Regions from separate parts of the Homo sapiens genome. Here region 1 is linked to region 2. Evidence: read pairs that join two places in POLR2A ChIA-PET (ENCODE). Cell type or tissue: Caco-2. All regions are shown on one strand.

Region 1 (8,000 bases), 350 kb after region 2:
CAACGTGGTAAAACCCCATCTCTACTAAAAATACAAAAATTAGCCAGGTGTGGTGGTGCGCACTTGTAATCCCAGCTACTCGGGAGGCTGAGGCAAGAGAATCCCTTGAACCCAGGAGGCGGAGTTTGCAGTGAGCTGAGATCGTGCCATTGCACTCCAGCCTGGGCTACAAGAAAAAAAAAAAAAAAAGATGTCAGCAGGGCTGATCCTTCTGGAGGCTCTAGGGGAAAATCTATTTCCTTGTCTTTTTTTTTTTTTTTTTTTTTTTTTTTTTTTTGAGACAGAGTCTTCAGGCTGGAGTGCAGTGGCGCGATCTCAGCTCACTGCAACCTCCGCCTTCCAGGTTCAAGCAATTCTCCTGCCTCAGCTTCCTGAGTAGCTGGGATTACAGGCATATGCCAACATGCCCGGCTAATTTTTGTATTTGTAGTAGAGACAGGGTTTCACCATGTTGCCCAGGCTGGTCTCAAACTCCTGACCTCAAGTGATCTGCCCACTTTGGCCTTCCAAAGTGCTGGGATTACAGGTGTGAGCCACTGAGCACGGCCCCCTGTTTTAAGGATTAAATGAATGAATCCATGCAAAGATCAAAGAGCAGTGCCTGGCACAGAAGAGCTCAGATTCTCTGAGTTACCAAGTGCCCGTGATGGGTTGGGCATTTTTTTTATTTGTTTGTTTGTTTTGAGATGGAGTCTTGCTCTGTCGCCCAGGCTGGAGTGCAGTGGCGCAATCTCGGCTCACTGCAAGCTCTGCCTCCTGAGTTCAAGCAATTCTCCTGCCTCAGCCTCCTGAGTAGCTGTGACTACAAGCGTGCACCACCTATCCCAGCTAATTTTTTGTATTTTTAGTAGAGACGGGATTTCGCCATGTTGGCCAGACTAGTCTTGAACTCCTGGCCTCAAGCGATCCACCCGCCTCAGCCTCCCAAAGTGGTGGGATTACAGGCGTGAGCCACCGCGCCCAGCTGGGTTCAGTAATTCTTAGCATATTGCCAATTTTCCCTGCTTTCTCTCTCACACACACGCGCACACACATAATTTCTCTTTCTTTTTCTCTATTTGAAGTAAGGTGCAAACATCTTGACTCTTCGTGCCTAAATGTTTCAATGCACATCTCCTAAGAAAACACTGTTATCTTACATACTCACAATAGCATCATCGTACTTATACAACTTAATAATTCCCTGTCATCTAATACATGGTCTTTATTCAAATTTCCAAAACTGTCTTCTATGCCTGTTCTCCTCCATGATATAATCATTTTTCACTGGTTGATTTCTTTTTTAATTTTTTTTTTTTTTAAAGACAGTCTCCCTCTTGCCCAGGCAGGAGTGCAGTGGCACAGTCATAGCTTACTGCAGCCTGGACCTTCTAGGCTCAAACCATCCTTACCACCTCAGCCCCTCGAGTGGCTAGGACTACAAGCACACGTGCTACCATGCCCAGCTCATATTTTATTTTTTACTTTTGTAGAGATAGGCTGGAGTGCAGTGACACTATCACATAGCTCACTGTAACCTCCAACTCCTGGGCTCAAACAATCCTCCCGCATCAGCCTCCCAAGTAGCTGGGACTATAGCTGGGTGCCACTGTACCAGCTACTTTTAAATTTTTTGTAGACAGAGTCTCTCTATGTTACCCAAGGCTGGTCTCCAACTCCTGCCCTCAAGTGATCCTCCTGTCTCGGCCTCCCAAAGTGCTGAGATTATAGGTGTGAGCCACCACGCCAGGCTCACGGGTTAATTTTTTAAAAATTATTTTATTGCATGTAATGTTTGCCTAAACAAAAATTATTTCATTTTGCTTATAATTTTACTTTCTTTTTTTTGAGACGGAGTCTCGCACTGTCGCCCAGGCTGGAGTGAAGTAGTGTGATCTTGGCTCACTGCAACCTCCACCTCCCAGGTTCAAGTGATTCTCCTGCCTCACTCAGCCTTCCGAGTAGCTGGGACTATAGGTGCCCGCCACCACGCCCAGCTAATTTTTTGTAGAGACGGGGTTTCACTGTGTTAGCCAGGATGGTCTCCATCTCCTGACCTCACGATCCACCCGCCTCAGCCTCCCAAAATGCTGGGATTACAGGCATGAGCCACCGCGCCCAGCCTATAATTTTACTTTTATGACAAAGGCGTGTTATTGAATAGAGTCTGGGACTTGCTGTTTTCCACTTAGCTTTGGTTGACATAATGCTGAAGTGTGTAGCTGTAGCTTCTTAGTTCTCATGGCTCTATAATCTTCCATTGAGTGGAATTTTACCATGATGCAATTCCTCTCTCTCCCCTCCTTGGGGATTGGGCTGCTTCCATTGTTTTGCTGTTACTAAGAATGCAATTAACACTTATAGCCGGGCACGATGGCTCATGTCTGTAAACCCAGCACTGTGGCAGGCCACGACGGGAGGATCCCTTGAGCTCAGGAGTTTGAGACCAGCCTGGGCAACATGGCAAGACCCCATCTCTACTAAAAATACAAAAAAATTAGCCAGGCATGGTGGCATGCTTGCTATTCAAGAGGCTGAGGCGGGAGGATCGCTTCAGCCCAGGAGGCAGAGGTTGCAGTGAGCTGAGATCATGCCACTGCACTCCAGCCTGGGCAACAGAGCGAGATCCTGTCTCAAAAAAAAAAAAAAAGCAGAGGAGGAGAAGCATAGATCCGTTAAAAAGTTTAAGGCCCAGCCTGGTGACTCGCCCCTGTAATCCCAACACTTTGGGAGGCTGAGGCGGAAGAATTGCTTGAAGCCAGGAGTTTGAGATCAACCTGGGCAACATAGCAAGATCCTGTCTCTACAAAAATGTTAAAATTAGCCAGACGTGGTGGTATGCACCTGTAGGCCCATGTACTCAGGAGACTGCGGCAGGAGGATGAGGTCAAGGCTGCAGTGAGCTAGGATCGCACTACTGCATGGGTGACAAAATGAGACTACATCTCTAAAAAAAAATTTTTTTTGAAAAGGAAGAGGAAGAAGGCCAGGCGCAGTGGCTCATGCCCGTAATCCCAGCACTTTGGGAGACCGAGGCAGGCGGATCACCTGAGGTCAGGAGTTCAAGACCAGCCTGACCAACATGATGAAACCCCGTCTCTACTAAAAATACAAAAATTAGCCAAGCGTGGTGGCTCGTGCCGGTAGTCTCAGCTACTTAGGAGGCTAAGGCAGGAGAATTGCTGGAACCTGGGAGGCGGAGGTTGCAGTGAGCCCAGATCACGCCACCGCACTCCACCCTGAGCGACAGAGCAAGACTCCATCTTAAGAAAAAAAAAAAAAAAACTACAGTTCCCTTTGTAAAATGGGTTTTTGGTAGAGACAGTGTCTTGCTGTCATTCCGGCTAGAGTCCAGTAGCTGGGACTACAGGTGTGGGCCACCATGCCCAGCTAATTTTTCCATTTTTATAGAGATGGGATCTTGCTATGTTGCCCAGGCTACATTTTTTTTTAAATCATGAGTTTTTGAAGGAAATTGGATAGGGCAGGCTGTGGTAGGGGATGGATTGGACAAGCCCCTGCTTGAATGCCTGCATACAGTGGGGAAAAGGGGGATCAAAATGGGTCAAGCCTTAAGGGTCCCTCCTGCACGCAGTGTCCAGGTGCAGGTCTGGGATGGCAGAAGAACCACAGGCTCATGAGCACTGGCCTGGGCACAGGTCCACAGGTCTCTGCCCCGCTGCAGCTTGGCCCTCCTCTCTCCAGGCCTCAGTTATCTCATCCATGAAATGGAGCTGATGGAATTCCTGCTAAACCTGTGCGCAGGCCCTACAAGGGGTTAAAAGCTGAACCTGAATGTAGCTTTTTTATTTTTTCGAGACCGGGTCTCACTCTGTCACCCAGGCTGGAATGCAGTGGTGCAATCGCTGCAGCCGTGAACTCTGCCCGGGCCTGGCAGGGAGTTGGGGCTCTGTGAAGTGGTTCAGGAGGGGAGAGAAGGACCATTATCCCACGCTTCTGCTACAGATCGCAGTCTCTCCCCTCTAAACCGCCCTTGCCCTTCGCTGGCTGCGTCTCCCTGCTGTGAATGGTCGTAATTACCAACGTGAGGTCGTCAGTCTGAGCTGAAGTCCTCTAACTAGGCGGGGAGAGTCAGGGCTGGCCAGGGCTCTTGCACTTTGCCCCGAGAGAGAGCCGTGGAGCCAGCCCAGGCACCACCCGAGCCAGTTGGTTTAAAATTGTGTACATAGCATGGCTGTGATTCAGTGAGCTTGGTTGTCTTTTTTTTTTCCCCCTTGGCAAATTTCAGTTACTCCTTGGGCTAACAGACAGCAGACTGGTAAAGATAAGATGAGAGTTGCCCAGCCAGCGTTAAAGAGAGAGAGGAGACCGAAGAACAGAATGAGCAGGAGGGGGGCAGGAAAAATGTCAAGGGAAGGCCTGTCCACCAAAGGTGTCACTGTCCAGGGGCAGTGGGCAGGAGGTCGCTGCTGCGGGGATGGGTTCTTTCAGCAGGACTTTCTGCACAGCACTGGGGGCAGAAACATGAAGGTGAAACCCTACACACACTGAGTCCTAACTATGACATTTCCAAACAGAGAACACTCTGAAATGTTTGCAACTGTGGGTGTCTTTACAGCCAGCCTGGGTTCAGGGGAGCTCAGGCAGGTCCTCCCGAGAATAGGTTTGCTGACTTGGTGTTCCGGACGGTAAACTAAACCCCCTTTTCTGGGGGGGGTTGGGGGGAGACGGAGTTTTGCTCTTGTTGCCCAGGCTGGAGTGCAGTGGCGCCATCTCGGCTCACTGCAACCTCCGCCTCCCGGGTTCAAGTGATTCTCCTGCCTCAGCCTCCCAAGTAGCTGGGATTACAGGCACCCGCCACTATGCCCGGCTAATTTTTTTTTATTAGTAGTAGAGATGAGGTTTCACCATGTTGGCCAGGCTGGTCTTGAACTCCTGACCTCAGCTGATCCACCCACATTGGCCTCTCAAAGTGTTGGGATGAAAGGCATGAGCCACCGCATGCCCGGCCCATTGCTGCTTTACAGATGAGGACATCGAGTGGTTCAGGGACTTGCCCAGGGTCGCGAGCTGATTGCAGAGCTGGGATTTGAACCCAGGCAATCAGTCTTGGGTAGACCACTGGGCTTGTGACCCTGGCCTTGAAGGGCCCGGTATTGCTCCTGCCCCTGCAGTGTCCTCAGCAGCTCTCTGAGGCGATTCTCTGATCCGTGTTTTTCCCGTGAGCAGATTAGACTCAAAGGTGACCGGGCATGCTGGAGCTGCCCTGCCCCACCTGAGGCCGAGGCCACCACTGCCCACAGCAGTCCTTGGGGAACTCCCTGGTGGCGACCTGGTGGTGGTGGCAGGAGCCTGGCTCTGTTGGGAAAGAGGACTCATGACCCCACCTGCAGCTCTCCGAGATGCTCAGCTGGTCTGGGCACGATGGCTCACGCCTGTATCTCAGCACTTTGGAAGGCCAAGGTGGGTGGATTGCTTGAGCTTAGGAGTTGAAGACCAGCCTGGGCAACATAGTGAGACCTTGTCTCTACAAATAACACAAAAATTAGACAGACATAGTGGCACACACCTGTAGCACCAGCTACTCAGGAGGCTGAGGATGGAGGATGGCTTCAGCTCAGGAGGCGGAGGTTACAGTGAGCTGAGATTGCTCCACTGCGCTCCAGCCTGGGCAACAGAGCCAGACCATCTCAACTCAAAAAAATAAATAAATAAATAAAGCTTGGCTGGGCCATCTGGGTTAGCAAGGATCTTAGCATTCTCCCTCAGGGCTAACCAGGGTGCGTGGGCGAGCTGTCTCGGTTGCAGCGGGGGCCACGATTCCTGTCGGGCAAGACTGGTGCCAGCCTGCACACCTCAGAGCCCAACAGGAATATCTGTTCAGATCGAGACGTTGCCCTTTCCCCTGCAGGGCACGGCTAGAGCACAGACACAAACCCAGTGTCAGGTCCCCAGACACGGCAGGGGACAGGGGAGTTGGTCTTCACCTGTGGTTCAGGTTCCCTCCCAGACAGTGAGTCACTTATGTGCCCAAGGAGCTGCCTCTGGTGCACTCACAGTTCCCAGAAGATCTGGGATGGGACTACAGGTGTGCACCACCATGCCCAGCATTTTTTCTTTTTTTTTGGTAGAAACAGGGTTTCCCTCTGTTGCCCAGACTGGTCTTGAACTCCTGGCCTCAAGCAATCCTCCCACTTCAGCCTTCCAAAGTGCTGGGATGACAGGCATGAGCCACTGTGCCCAGCCTGTAGTGCTTTTTGATATGTGAGATTAGATCCAGCAGGCCCAGAGTCCCAGTTGAGGAATGTGGAAACAGGCTCAGAGAGGTTGAGTGACTTTCCATACACCACACAGCATTAGGGATTAGAATCAAGATTGCCTTCCAGTCTGATGAGCCAGGGACTTTCCCCATACCTGGCCCTGGGGATCCCCCTTTTCCCCACTGTATGCAGGCATTCAAGCAGGGGCTTGTCCAATCCAGCTCCCACCAGAGCCTCCCCTACTCCATTTCCTTCAAAAACTCACGATTTAAAAAAATGTAGCCTGGGCAACATAGCAAGATCCCATCTCTACAAAAGATGGAAAAATTAGCTGGGTGTGGTAGCCCACACCTGTAGTCCCAGCTACTGCACTCCAGCCTGAATGACAGCAAGACCCTGTCTCTACCAAAAAAAAAAAACCACGTAATTCTCTTTACTCTAAATTAAATAAAAAGAAAGAGGTAGGAAAATGCAAGAACAGCTACAGAGAAAAATCAGTGTTCTTCCTGAGCTTGATGTTGACTGAGCTAGAGAATCCCACAGACAAGGTATATTGTGGGCCTTGCACAGTGTCTGCACGTAGTATGTGCCAAGCTTGTTTTTTATTTTTTAATTTTTGTTTGGTTGTTTGTTTGAAACAGGATCTAGCTCAGTCACCCAGGCTGGAGTGCAGTGGGGCAATCATGGCTTACTGCAACATTGACCTTCCAGGCTCAAGCAATCCTCCCACCTCAGCCTCCCAAGTATCTGGGATTACAGGCACACACCACCATGCCCAGCTAATTTTTCTTTTTTTTTCTTTTTTTTTTTTTTTTTTTGTGGAGACAGGGTCTTGCCATGTTGCCCAGGCTGGTTGCAAACTCGTGGCCTCAGTCTCCCAAATTGCTGGGATTACAGGCGTGAGCCACTACATCCGGCCAGTTCTTGGTGTTATTGACAAAGGCATTTAGCCCCACTCCACCCCTCCCACACTCCAGAGGTGGTCAGGACGCCTCCCCAAACTGCCAGCCCCCTCAGCCAGCCCGGCCCCACTTTCCTGACATGCACACTCCCACCACTTCTGGTCCACCGCCTGGGACCTGTGCCCCATATAGAATTGCCATAGTATCCTATCGACTGCCCCGTAGTGTCACTCCTGGTTAGCTGCAGCCTGGTTTAGGGTTGCACTTCTTCCCAGACCAGGCAAGACTTGGAAGGAAGAGGGGAAGTTTCCTGATTGGCTAAAGCATGTTGAGCACCTGAAATCACAGGATACTACAAGTTTCCTTGTGTCTTACTCACCGCTCACAACTGCCTTGGAGGTCCGTGTGATGAGCCCCAGCGTGCAGATGAGCCCACATCCTTGGAGCTTTGGGCCCCGTGTGGTGGTCACCTCCTCTGGGAAGTCCTCCCTGACTCCCAGCTGGGTCAGGATCCCTGCTATAGACCCCCGTGGGCCATGTAAACCAAAAGTGCCTGAAACAGGTCTCAATCAATTTAAAGATTTATTTTGCCATGGGGGAGGACACAGCCAGGAAAAAGAGACTCAAGCTGCAATAGGGTCTGTGGCCTGTGCTTTTTTCCAGAGTTTTGAGGACTTTGGTATTTAAAGGGGAAAGAGGGCCTGGGTACGGTGGCTCACAGCACTTTGGGAGGCCAAGCCAGGTGGATCACCTGAGGTCAGGAGTTCGAGACTGGCCTGGGCAGCATAACAAAACCCCATCTCTACTAAAAATACAAAAAATTAGCCAGGTGTGGTGGCGGGTACCTGTAATCCCAGCTACTCTGGAGGCTGAGGCACGAGAATCACTCGAACCCGGT
Region 2 (8,000 bases):
CTGCATCTCTCCACTCTGCCGCCCTCTCTGAAAGGCTCGCCACCTGGCCATTCTGAGAAATCAGTCTAAATAGGAAAGACAGCAAACCCTGCCCTCGCCCTGGGGAAGTGGCGCCTTCAGGCTTCTAGAAGAACCGAGATGAGCTTGTGGGTCTACTATCTAATCGCCTTTTCTACTTGTAGGCTGCCAAGGCCCGTAGAGACAGGAAGCTGGTTTTTCTCGAGGCTTCACATGGTCACCTTATTGCCAACAAACACTGCAAGGCTTTATTAGCTAAAATGTCAACCCACACACAGATCAGAGACCGCCCTCAGCTTCTCTGCGCCTTTCCGCCCCGTCACCGCATCAATGGGGTGGAGGCCAAACTCAAACACTTGCGGGGCACAGACGTCCCAGAAGCAAACATGCAAGTCACGGGAGTTTATTTATTTAATTTTTTTCCCCAGATGGAGACTCTGTCGCCCAGGCTGGAGTGCAATGGTGTGATCTTGGCTCACTGCAACCTCCACCTCCTGGGTTCAAGCGATTCTCCTGCCACAGCCTCCCGAGTAGCTGGGATTACAGGTGCCCGCCACCACACCCAGCTAATTTTTATATTTTTAGTAAAGACAGGGTTTCCCCATGTTGGCCAGGCTGGTCTTGAACTTCTGACCTCAGGTGATCCACCTGCCTCGGCCTCCCAAAGTGTTGGGATTACAGGCGTGAGCTACCGTGCCTGGCCAGCCACTGGAGTTTAAAGGACAGTCATGTTGGCTCCAGCCTAAGGCGGCATTTTCCCCCATCAGAAAGCCGCGGCTCCTGTACCTCAGAATAGGGCACCTGTAAGTCAGTCAGTGAAGTCTCTGCTCTAACTGGCCACCGGGGCCATTGTCTTCTGACACAGCCTTGCCAGGAGGCCTGCCATCTGCAAAAGAGAGTTCACTCCTTCCGCTATTTTCATGTGAGTGTATCCAATTTCCTGAAAAACAAACCAAATTCAAATCTGGTTAATAAGTGGGGGAGTTCTTTTTTAAAATCTGAACTGAAAAAAATAAAAATAAAAACAGAAACAAACTGAACTAATGGTTTTTTCAAAATCAGCATGAGGAATTCCAACCCCAGCCGGAAAATGAATGCTAAGATGCAATGGATTATGTTTACCTAAAGTTCTATTTATTTCTTAAAAGGATGCTGATAGTTCTTTCAAAGAAACTGTTAAGAAAATGGGTGGGGCGAGGGGGGGCGGGGTGGTGGCACGGAAAGCCAGGCTAGAGGAAAATATTTATATATCTGATAAAGAACTTGCATCCAGACTGTATAAAGAATTCTCAAAAATTCAGTAATAAAGTCCAGGCGTGGTGGCTCATGCCTGTAATCCCAGTACTTTGGGAGGTCAAGGCAGGTGGATCACGAGCCCAGGAGTTCGAGATCAGCCTGACCAACATGGTAAAACCCCATCTCTACTAAAAATACAAAAATTAGCCAGGTATGGTGGCGCACGCCTGTAATCCCAGCTACTCGGGAGGCTGAGGCAGGAGAATCACTTAAACCTGGGAGGCGAAGGTTGCAGTGAGCTGAGATAGTGCCACTGCACTCCAGCCTGGGCAACAGAGCAAGACTCCATCTCAAAAATAAATAAGTAAATAAATTCAGTAATAAAAATCAAACAACCCAATTAAAAAATGGGTAGATTTAGACCTGGAGCAGTAGCTCACACCTGTAATCCCAGCATTCTGGGAGGCTGAGGCAGGAGGATCACTTGCCCAGAGTTGGGCCTGGGCAACATAGCAACACCCAAACTCTACGAAAAAAAGAAAATAAAAATGACCCAAGTGTAGTGGCACATGCCTGCAGTCCCAGCTACTCGGGAGCCTGAGGTGGGAGGATTGCTTGAGCATGGAAGGTTGAGGCTGCAGTGAACTATGATCGCACCACTGCACTCCAGCCTGGGTGACAGAGCAAGACCCTGTCTCTCAAAAACATAAAAAAGGTAGGCCAGGCGCAGTGGCTCACACCTGTAATTCTAGCACTTTGGGAGGCCGAGGCGGGAGGATCACTTGAGCCCGGGAGTTCAAGACCAGCCTTGGCAACACGGGGACACCCCGTCTCCACCAAAAATATAAAAATTGGCCGGTCTTAACATGATCTCTAAACAAAAAATACAGTACAATTAAAATAAAAAATGTAAAAATTTTAAAAAATGGGTATATATGAACAGATGTTTCATCAAAGAAGATTCTGGATGGCAAACGAGCACATGATTAAATGTTCAGCATAGTAATTAGGGAAATGCAAATTAAAGGCACAATGAGATCTCATCACATGCCTATTAGGTTATTTTGTTGTTGTTGTTATTGGTTTTTTTTTTTTTTTTTTTTTTAAGATGGAGTCTCACTCTTGTCGCCCAAGCTGTAGTGCAGGGGTGTGATCTCAGCTCACTGCAACCTCCACCTCCTGGGTTCAAGCGATCCTCCTCCCTCAGCCGCCCGAGTAGCTGGGATTACAGGTGTAAGCCACTGCATCCGGTCATTACACACCTATTAGAATGGCTTAAAAACCAAACTGAGCACTCCATGTGGTGGCTAGGTTGAGGATCCTCCGGAATGCTGGTGGGAATGCACGTGCTGCAGCCACTTCGGAAAACCGTTTGGCAGTTCCTTATCGAGTAAAACATACACTTATCATTTTCCCAGGCAATTTCACCCCTGGGAACTTACTTGGGAAAAAGAAAAACTTAACATTTGCATTCACACTAATCCATATATGCAAATGTTTACACTGGCTTTATTCACAGTCACCACAATCTGTAAACCCAAATGTCCTCCAGCTGATGGACAGATAAGCAAACTGTGGTACACGCACAGGATGGATTACTTCTCAGTGATAACACGGACTGACTCATGGATAGAAGTACCAGCGTGGACACATCTGAAAGGCATTTCTGCTACAGTGAAAGAAAGAAGCCAAACTCACAAGGCTAAGTTCTACATGATCCCATTTATATGATATTCTGGAAAACTGTATCCCATGAAACAGAAACTACATCGGTAGTTTCCAAGTGGTAGTCGGGGAGGGGGCTGGCTTCAAAGGGACACATGAGTTGTTCTGGGATGACAGATTCTGCATCCTGATGGTGATAGTGTTTGCATGACTGAGTGCGTTTGTCCTGTACCTAACAGGCTGAATTTTACTCTATGTAAATTAAACCTCAATTAATCTAACCTTGAAAAATCAATCAATCAGTCAATACACAAGAGAGCCTTGAATGAAGAAAATCAGAACTGTGTGAAACAAACTTGGTCCTCAGGACAATCAGCCACGTTGATCTAGTTTGGACGTCTGTCCCCTTCCAATCTCATTTGGAATTTGGTCCCCAATGTGGGGATGTTTGGGTCATGAGGAAGATCCCACGTGAATGGCTTGGTGCCCACCCCAAGGTAGTGAGTGAGTTCTGGATCAATTAGGTCCCTGGAGAGCTGGCTGTTCAAATGAGCCTGGCACCTCCCTCCGTTCTCAACAGGTGGTCTCTGCATGCACAGGCTCCCACTTCCCCTTCCAACATGAGCAGAAGCAGCCTGAACCCCTCCCTAGAAGCAGATGCTGGCATCATGCTACATGTACAGCCTGCAGAACTGTGAGCCAAATCAACCTCTTTTCTTTCTACATTACCCAGTCTCTGGTATTCCTTTATAGTAACTCAAAGGAACTAAGACACAGCCTCCCTCCCACTGCAGTTGGGAAACACTGAGCACCTTCTAGATGCCAGGCCTGTGAGCAGAGAAAGCGAAGCCAGGGCCCACAGTCTTTTTTTTTTGTTTTGAGACAGTCTCGCTCTGCTGCCCAGGCTGGAGTGCAGTGGTGCGATCTTGGCTCACTGCAACCTCCACCTCCCAGGTTCAAGCGATCCTCCTCCCTCAGCCTCCCAAGTAGCTGGGATTATAGGCGCTTGCCACCACACCCAGCTAAGTTTTGTATTTTTAGTAGAGATGGGGCTTTGCCATGTTGGCCAGGCTGGTCTCAAACTCCTGACCTCAGGTGATCCGCCCACCTCGGCCTCCCAAAGTGCTGGGATTACAGGCATGAGCCACCACGCCCAGCCATGCCCAGCTAATTTTTGTATTTTTAGTAGACAGAGGCTTTCACTACGTTGGCCAGGCTGGTCTCGAACTCCTGACCTCAGGTGATCTGCCCACCTCGGCCTCCCAAAGTGCTGGGATTACAGGTGTGGCCCACAGCACCCGGCCACTATGGGCCACATTCTTGAGGACAGAGGCATTTCTACATTCTCACCGACCTTGATAAACTCCAGTTTCAGGTATTCTGCCATTTGGAAAGTTTTACACACTCGAAAGATGTTGCCAATGATATCTTCTGGTGAGTAGCCCAGATGCCACAAGTGAGCAAGAATCTAGACAAAGGAGACAGAAAAGGCTGCTTACCACTTTAAACTGTAAGAAGACATGTGATTTTGAGACTCACCACAGCTGGTGGGGCCCACCCTTCAGGTCACATGGGGGTACCTTAACTGATTTTCATGGCAGATAGAGAGATAACATTGCAAATGTATTGTTGTTTTGCTTAAATATTTTTTTTTCAGTAATATAAAGATAAGAGTCTTGCTATATTGCCCAGGCTGGTCCCAAGTTCCCGGCCTCAAGCAATCCTCCTGCCTCGACCTCCAAAAGTGCTGGGATTACAGGCATGAGCCACTGAGCCCAGCCTATCGCAAATGTGTTAAGCTGTGTTGCAAAATGGTCTACTACCACACCCATGTAATCTCTTGATCCGGAGCTCTTAAAATGCTTTATTAATCTGATGACTAGGTATAGCAAAGTGGAAAAAGCAGACCATTCATCTGCTAGCTTCATCCAGCTGCAGTCCCAATGCAACCTCTGCAGGACGAGCCTGGAGCACACCCTGACTGGGTAATCCCAGCCTCCTGCTTCCCACCCACCCTGCCCCACCCAGGCTGCAGCGTCTGGAGGCAGGCCTTTTTGCCTTTGTTTTGGCATCTTGGGGTGAATTCAGGAGGCAGAGAAGCTCTGTGCCCACAAATCTGAAGGCTTTCTTCAGGTCTACTCAGGGACCCTGGGCCTGGGTCTCTGCTCAGTCTCCCCGCCTTGCACTCCGGTTTCACATTGGGTGGAACTATGCCCTAAACCCAGTCAACTTCCAACCTAGTTTGTTAGGGGGTAGGCAGAGGGAAACCATGACTGGATCAATGACCTTGAACCACACCAACCACACCACACCCATGTGGCTTGAGGTCGCCTGAACCCCAGCCACATCTGCTGGAATCTGCTCACAGCACTCAGTCCCATTGTGAGGCTAGAATCTTCCTGCTCCCTCCTCTCCTGGCTAGCTGGGGGCTGCTGGATCCCAGAATGCCTGTGCCTATGAGAATGGATGGGGACACTTCCCCTTAACTGGAGAGAAGATGGCTTCCCTGGAGAAGGAGCTAGGCTGGTCTTTCCTCCTGACTTTGGCTGACAAATTTCTCCTGCAGAGGATATAATTACAGGAGAAAAACACCATTTTGAATTCTAGTTCTACTGCTTTTAAACCATGACTTAGGGCTGGGCATAGTGACATGTGCCTGTAGTCCCAGCTACTTGGGAGGCTGAGGTGGGAGGATCGCCTGAGCCTGAGAGGTAGAGGCTACAGTGAGCTGTGACCGCGCCAGTGCATTCCGGCCTGGGCAACAGAGTAAGACCCTGTTTCTACATAAATAAATAAATAAATAAATAAACAAACACAGTGATTTAGGACAAGGAATTCAGCCTCTGAATCAGTTTTCTCATCAGTAAAGTGCACCCAACTCCTAGCATAATTTTTTTTTTCCAGTTCCTAGACAGATTAACACATAGCATGATATTAATAATTTTTTTTTTTTCCTGAGACAGGGTCTCACCATCACCCAGGCTGGGGTACAGTGGCGCAATCACAGCTCACTGCAGCCTTGACCTCCAAGGCTCAACAAATCCTCCTGCCTCAGTCTCCCAAGTAAGATTTCAAGAATGAATGGAGTGATGTGTATAATGTCCCTGGTACCAGAAGGGCTCCCGCTCTCCTCTGCCCAAGAAGTGAGCGGTTCCTCTGCCAGGACGGGGGGAAGGAGGCCAACCTTGTAGGCTTCGTCAATGTTGGCATTCACACAGTGCTGGATCATCTCCTTTACCAGCAGTGGGTGGGGCTCGTCACAGACCTGGCCAAAGGGAAAGGAAAGGCGGTCAGGGGCTAGAAGGGACAATGTGAGCGGGGAGGCCCCAACAGACCGACTTCCAGGCAATCTATGGGTAAAACTTCTCAACCTGTTGTTTTCATCAAATTCTCCAGCAACCAGGATGAGTTTGGGGAATGCTCCTCTCACCATCAAAGAGAAGTGCTTCCGGCACCAGGAAGATAAATTTCCCAAACATAAGACAGATGAACAAGAGAGCAACCAAGGGCCTGTGAAGGATGCTCACTTGGGGACAGCTTTAAAGTCACAAGTCATCTGTCTTAGATCACTTGGGGGGTCAGTTGCCCAGAACCACTTGGAATTCACTTTAGAACTGGGAGGTCTTTTGGGCCAATTCCCACCTCCACCCCGGAGTAGGAACTGGCCTTCCCTACAAAAGGTCCCCCAGCCTCAGCCTGACACCCTAAACAAGGGGTCAGGCTACTCCAGCAGGCAGGTGCATGGTGCTGGGGACTCCGTCCTCCCTGCAGCATTCTCCGCAGTGGCATGAGGCTCTGCCTCTGGTACAATGTCGACCCCTACATCTTCCCAATGAAAGCCTCCTGATGGCTCCAGAGGTCACCCACACCTGCCCTTGCCTTTTCCCGGTGGAAGCCATGGTTTCCTGAGCCCTCAGTGACCCTCCAAGACAAAACAGGGCCCGAACCATCACCCCTGTTTCTGAGCGGGCCTCCCCTTCCTAAGTGGCCTCGAAAATGCATTCACTGCCCAGATCTACCCAGATGCTTCAAAAATCGCTTGTCTGTTGTCCACAAACCTGGTAAGAAACAGCTATAGGCTGAAAGCTTGGACAGCCCTTCCCAGTTTCTTCCCCCAAATAAGGGGGAAGTGAATCTCTCAAATGGCATTTAGACGCGGAGTTATCAGGATGCGGAAGCAGTTTTCAAAAGAATTCCCAAGAGAAAAATGTTTTGCTGACATGGGAGAGTAAGTGAGAAACCTTTTCCTCAGCCTGGCTTTGAGGGTTACTACCCACCCTCCAGGGGCAGAAGTGGGGAGCAGGGCACAGCATTGCAGAAAAAACCCAGGGTGTGGGGTCTGAAGGCTACTGGGGAACAGCACAGTGCTCCTGCCTGCCCTTTAGGGGCCAGGGGATCCCCTGGGCCCACGTCATCACCCACAATGTGATGGTGAGAACCTCTGTGCAGGGAAGTCGCTGGGATCAAATAAGACACGTCAGAAATTGCTCGACCCTGGGTCTGATGCATCCGTGGTCCTCCCTCACCTACCACACACAAGTGACGTTCCAGGTCCCCCGAAACTCTCCAGCTTGTGCAGCAAAGCAGCAATAGGGAGAGGACAGACGGGAGCAGGGTGGGCTCCCTGGCACCCACAAGAGCAGCTAGATGTCCGTCCCCACTGCCAGCCCAGCCCTTCAGCCCCACTGGCCCCCACAGGGAAGCACGGCTTCTGCTGACAGTACCACCCACACTAGCGCTTGTACCTTGAACACGTTCTCACTGTTAATGAAGCCAAATCCTGAGAAGGTGGACTGCAGGTTGTTCAGCGCCTGTTCAGGAGCAAACACATGTCAAGGATGATTTTTATATTTATTTCTTTTTGAGTAGAGACAGGAGTCTCGCTATGTTGCCCAGGCTGGTCTCGAACTCCTGGGCTTAAGCGATTCTCCCACCTCCGCCTCCCAAGTGCTGGGATTACAGGCATGAGCCACCGCACCGGGCCAAGGGTGACTTTTTTTTTTTTTTTTTTTTTTTGAGACAGAGTCTCACTCTGTCACCCAGCATGGAGTGTAGTGGCACAATCTCGAGTCACTGCAATC

Evidence for each region. ChIA-PET counts read pairs that join two places held together with the same protein. Peaks named below come from ENCODE experiments on the same cell type or tissue, not always from the same donor. Only the 100,000 strongest peaks of a DNase experiment are listed, where the experiment ranks them.
Region 1: POLR2A ChIA-PET joins it to region 2 with 10 read pairs; 2 of 35 experiments call an interaction of 5 or more read pairs at or near these places.

What each region holds. Positions count from the first base shown.
Region 1 is chr7:74,576,373-74,584,372 of GRCh38, forward strand. The region is part of intron 22 of GTF2IRD1 (GTF2I repeat domain containing 1); the gene reads left to right. Among named protein-coding and RNA genes, the nearest start is that of MIR10525, 16 kb to the right of the region's middle. RefSeq lists an enhancer at 4,644-5,145 and a silencer at 5,108-5,402. In Caco-2, no CTCF peak of the experiment used is centred here; DNase peaks (open chromatin) are centred at 3,879 and 4,099; H3K4me3 peaks cover 644 bases.
Region 2 is chr7:74,231,259-74,239,258 of GRCh38, forward strand. It overlaps RFC2 (replication factor C subunit 2), which reads right to left. Exons shown (of 11, transcript NM_181471.3): 8 at 7,665-7,730; 9 at 6,104-6,184; 10 at 4,274-4,387; 11 at 244-958. The coding sequence ends at 848. Among named protein-coding and RNA genes, the nearest start is that of RFC2, 19 kb to the right of the region's middle. In Caco-2, no CTCF peak of the experiment used is centred here; no DNase peak of the experiment used is centred here.